2 separate regions of the Homo sapiens genome follow, and region 1 is linked to region 2. The links are chromatin loops, found by intact Hi-C in ENCODE. Cell type or tissue: breast epithelium. All regions are shown on one strand.

Region 1 (2,500 bases), 280 kb before region 2:
TGCAAGCTCTGCCTCCCGGGTTCACGCTGTTCTCCTGCCTCAGCCTCCCGAGTAGCTGGGACTACAGGCGCCCGCCACCATGCCCGGCTAATTTTTTGTATTTTTAGTAGAGACGGGGTTTCACCGTGTTAGCCAGGATGGTCTCAGTCTCCTGACCTAGTGATCAGCCCGCCTCGGCCTCCCAAAGTGCTGGGATTACAGGCGAGAGCCATCGCGCCCAGCTAGGAGTTTTGAGGTACAAGTATATTACAACTGCTCAAACTTCATCATTGCTGCTCCTTTGGTAAATTAAAGTGAGACTAAAATGCATTCAACTGCACTCCCACTCCCCACCAAAGACCCAGCTTGCCTCTTCTTAGCATCTGGAAAGCTCGCCTGTCTTCGTCTGCATCCTGCTGATCTTCCTGTGCCCAGGACGCTCCTTGGCTTATGGGTGAAACAGGCATGCGTTGCTCAACCTGAAGTAACAGCGAGAGCTCCTTCCAGACATCACTCAGCTTCCTGTTCACGTCCTTGAAGAGTATTTTGTCCTGGCTTGCTGTTAGAAACCTGCAGATATTGGATCTATTGCTGAACTTTTCTATCTCCCCATTAGCCTCCTCCAGGGCAGCCTTGAAGCGGTTCATGGCTGTGGTTAACTTCTCAGAGGGCACGCTCCTCTTTCCTTGGTCCTGGAGCATCTCCAGAGGCTTGATCAGGCCGAGGACGCGGTGGCCCAGGCGCCGGCACTGTTTCTTGCAGTATTTCATCTCTTCACACCGTTTGTGGATGACCTGGCCAAGGGTGATAATATGCTTCAAATTTTCCATGCCTGGAAGAAATGAATGGAATTTGGTGAAATCCCCAAATCTCCTGCATATTCACTACTTGGCTAAGAAAGAATCAAAGCGGTCTGTGACTTAAATGCCTGAGGAGGTCTCCCCAGCATTTTCATGCAAGATAGAGATGGTTTGCTACCCACCAAAATCTGTTCTGCCCTTGCACAATAATAGAGTTGTAGCTGGGAAGAGCTGGTCCAGCCGGAACTACATCTCCCAGCCTTCCTTGCAACTTGATGTGGCCATGTGACTAGTTCTCACCAATGGGGTTTAAGTGCATGTGACCTGCTCTACTTCGGACTGGGGCAGCTGTGCCGCCTCCTCACACTCTCCCTTGGTTGGCTGGATGCGTGGGGTGAAGCGGCCCTGGGGTGGTGGAGCCCCAAGAAGAGTCCTGAGTCCCTGGATAATCACTTGGAGGAGAGCTGCCCACAGACCTGGAACGTCTGTCATGGACTGTTAAGTGATCAAGGAATAAACTTGTATTGCATGTAAACCGTTAATATTTTCAGGTTGATATGTTTATATCAGTTTCGTCTATTACAGATATATCCTGCTAAAGCATAGAGGTTTCAGGGGCCAGGCGGGTAATTCAAATGAGTGAAGTGAGCTGAGGTAGTCTTTACTGCCACAGATAAATATGTTTCTTTCTGTTTTTTTTTAAAACATGTGGACTATCTTTCATTTTTCCTACAAAAAATTGTTCAGTTTCTTCCTACAGTCCTTTAAGAAAAATGCAGCTGGGCGAGGTGGCTCCCACCGATAATCCCAGCACTTTGAGAGGAAGAGACAGGAGGATTGCTTGAGGCCAGGAGTTCCAGACCAGTCTGGACAGCAAAGTGAGACCCTTTCTCTACAAAAATAAAAAAAATAAAATAAAATAAAATGAAATAAATAAAATATAAAATTGGCTGGGCGCGGTGACTCACGCCAGTAATCCCAGCACTTTGGAAGGCTGAGGTGGGCGGATCACTTGAGGTCAGGAGTTGGAAACCAGCCTGGCCAACATGGTGAAACCCCGTCTCTACTAAAAATACAAAAATTAGCTAGGTGTGGTGGTGCATGCCTGTAATCCCAGCTACTCGGAGGGCTAAGCCAGGAGAATTGCTTGAACCCAGGGGGTGGAGGTTGCACCATCTCAAAAAAATGTAATACATTACATATATATAGTAATATATATAATATTACATATATATAGTAATATATATGTAATATTACATATATAGTAATACATATATATAATATTACATATATATAGTAATACATATATATAATATTACATATATATTATATATATAAGTTAGCCTGGTGTGGTGGCACACACCCGTAGTCTCAGCTACCTGGGAAGTTGAGATAGGAGGATTCCTTGAGTCCAGGAGGTTGAGGCTGCAGTGCCAGCTTCCTACTCTTAACCTCTCTCTCTTCTCTGAACATGAGTGAGGAAGCACAGAGCCCTGATCCTAAAGCTTGGAATGAGGCTAACCTGAGCATGGTAGAATGGAAAGGGAGAAAGAATCTGAGTCTTTGATGACAACATTGAGCCACTGGTTTGAACTGACATGAAGTGTACCCCATCCCCTAACTGCAGGTTTCATGAACCAATAACCTCCCTGATTGTTTAAGGCAGTTTGAATCATGTTTGCTTTATTTGCAACTGAAGCCGACTGCGTTCAGCAATGAAT
Region 2 (2,500 bases):
TGGTCCCAAAAAAAAGAGAAAAAAAAGATTTGTGTACCTTACCCATACACTTTATACTGTAAAATTTTCATCAGTTTTCCTTCCTTCTTTCCTTCCTTTTTTTTTTTTTTTTTTTTTTTTGAGATGGAGTCTTGCTCTGTCACCCAGGCTGGAGTGCAGTGGCGCAATCTCGGCTCACTGCAACCTCTGCCTCCTGAGTTCAAGCAATTCTCCCGCCTCAGCCTCCTGAGTAGCTGGGATTACAAGTACCTGTCACCGTGCCTGGCTGTTTTTTGTATTTTTAATAGAGATGGGGTTTCACCATGTCGGCCAGGCTGGTCTCGAACTACTGACCTTAAGTGATCCACCTGCCTGGGCCTCCCAAAGTGCAGGGATTACAGGTGTGAGCCACAGCACCCAGCCTCTAAGAAAGTGTCTCACTCTGTCGCCAAGGCTGGAGTGCAGTGGTACTCACTGTAACCCCAAACTTCTGGGCTCAAGTGATTAACCTGCCTCAGGCTCCCAAGTAACTGGGACTACAGATGCACACCACCACACCCGGCTAATTTTAAAATTTTGTGTAGAGATGGGGGGTCGCTATGTAGCCCAGTCTGGTGTTGAACTCCTGGGTTCAAGCAATCTTCCTGCCTCAGCCTCCCAAGGGGCTAGGGTTATGGGCATGTGCCACCATGCCCAGCCAAACTCTTGCTTTTCCATACTGAAAAGTCCTCCTCAATTGTAGGAAAACAAACTTATTGTCCAGGACTGCTCTCTATCAAAACAGGTATCTTTAAACAGAAGAGAATGAAGTTCTTAGAAGTCTTTGTTCCTTCAACTGCAAAGAAGGATGGTGACTTTTGGCACACTTAACACTTTAGGATTTACATGCCCTTTATGAAATGAGAATTGATGGTGATATTTGATTCTGATTCTCTTGGAGTAAATATAATAATTTGGAAACGTCAAGCTAACTGATGGCTAATGAAGGAAATCAATTCCATGAGACTCTATTAGACTACAAATTGCTGCTGTCCTCGTTTAAAAAATTTCTTGGTGAGTCAACTTCCAAAGGCAACAGTGTTCTGAAGCACTTGGTTTCAGCAATCCAAAGCAACAGACCACAATTTATCAAAGGGAGGAAAAACTCTGCCCTTTCTCCAGGCATAAAATGGAGGTAGCCTGGTGCAGCAGAAACGGTATGCATCGGCTTTGCAGTCAGAATTAGATTAAAACTCATGTCTAGGCCAGGCACGGTGGCTCACACCTGTAATCTCAGCACGATGGGAGGCCAAGGTGGGTGGATCATTTCAGGTTAGGAGTTTGAGACCAGCCTGGCCAACATGGCTACTAAAAATACAAAAATTAGCCAGGCGTGGTGGCGCACACCTGTAATCCCAGCTACTCAGGAGGCTGAGGCACAAGATTCACTTGAAACCTGGGAGATGGAGATTGCAGTGAGCCGAGATGGAGCCACTGCATTCCAGCCTGGGTGACAGAGCAGGACTCTGTCTTAAAAAAAAAAAAAAAAAAAAAAAAAAAAGAGGTTTTACAGACTAAAGCCACAAACTGAAAACCACTGATTATTAAAAGGGTCCGACCATTTCAGAGGACAAGATCCAATTTCTATTCAAATTAGATATTGGCCAGGCACGGTCGCTCACGCCTGTAATCCCAGCACTTTGGGAGGCCGAGGCGGGCAGATCACCTGAGGTCTGAGGTCGGGAGTTTGAGACCAGCCTGACCAACAAGGAGAAACCCCATCTCTACTAAAAACACAAAAAATTAGCCAGGTGTTGTGGCGCATGCTTGTAATCCCAGCTACTCAGAAGACTAAGGCAGGAGAATCGCTTGAACCCGGGAGGTAGAGGTTGCAGTGAGCCAAGATTGCGCCATTGCACTCCAGCCTGAGCAACAAGAGCAAAACTCTGTCTCAAAAACCATAAAATTATACATGAACACTGCTGCCAAAGCTGGTTTGTTGTTTTGCTTTTTAGATTGGGGTTGGCGGGGGGGCCGGTCTCTCTCCATCACCCCAGCTGGAGCACAGTGGCGTTGCAGCCTCAAACTCCTGGGCTCAAGCAATTCTCCTGCCTCAGCCTCCTGAGTAAATGGTACCACAGGCACAAGCCACCATGCTCAGCTAAGTTTTTCATTTTCTGTAGGGATGGGGTCTCACTCTGTTGCCCCGGCTGGTCTCGAACCCCTGGGCTCAAGTGATGCACCGGCCCTGGCCTCTCAAAGTGCTAAGATTACAAGGCGTGAGCCACCATGCTTGGCCCAACAGTTTCTGAGCCATCCTTGTCTAATACTCACTACACGTTACCTATCGGAGACTCTTGTTCACACGCTCAGCAATAGGGGTGTTGCTCAGGAAGTCTTCTCTTTTAAATGAGAACATTCTTTGAATGTCATGGTGGATTGTAAAATTAAAAATTAATTAATTCGGCCAGGCGCAGTGGCTCATACCTGTAATCCCAGTACTTTGGGAGGCCAAGGCAGGCAGATCGCCTGAGGTCAAGAG

The links. Hi-C counts contacts between places; a loop is a spot of excess contacts. Peaks named below come from ENCODE experiments on the same cell type or tissue, not always from the same donor. Only the 100,000 strongest peaks of a DNase experiment are listed, where the experiment ranks them.
Region 1: a loop joins it to region 2, with 12 times the contacts of the local background. A loop is called at or near these places in 10 of 110 quality-filtered maps.

What each region holds. Positions count from the first base shown.
Region 1 is chr16:74,694,949-74,697,448 of GRCh38, forward strand. It overlaps MLKL (mixed lineage kinase domain like pseudokinase), which reads right to left. Exons shown (of 11, transcript NM_152649.4): 2 at 350-811. The coding sequence starts at 809. Among named protein-coding and RNA genes, the nearest start is that of MLKL, 4.7 kb to the right of the region's middle. In breast epithelium, no CTCF peak of the experiment used is centred here; a DNase peak (open chromatin) is centred at 1,083; H3K4me3 peaks cover 713 bases; H3K27ac peaks cover 361 bases.
Region 2 is chr16:74,971,331-74,973,830 of GRCh38, forward strand. The region is part of intron 1 of WDR59 (WD repeat domain 59); the gene reads right to left. Among named protein-coding and RNA genes, the nearest start is that of WDR59, 13 kb to the right of the region's middle. In breast epithelium, no CTCF peak of the experiment used is centred here; no DNase peak of the experiment used is centred here.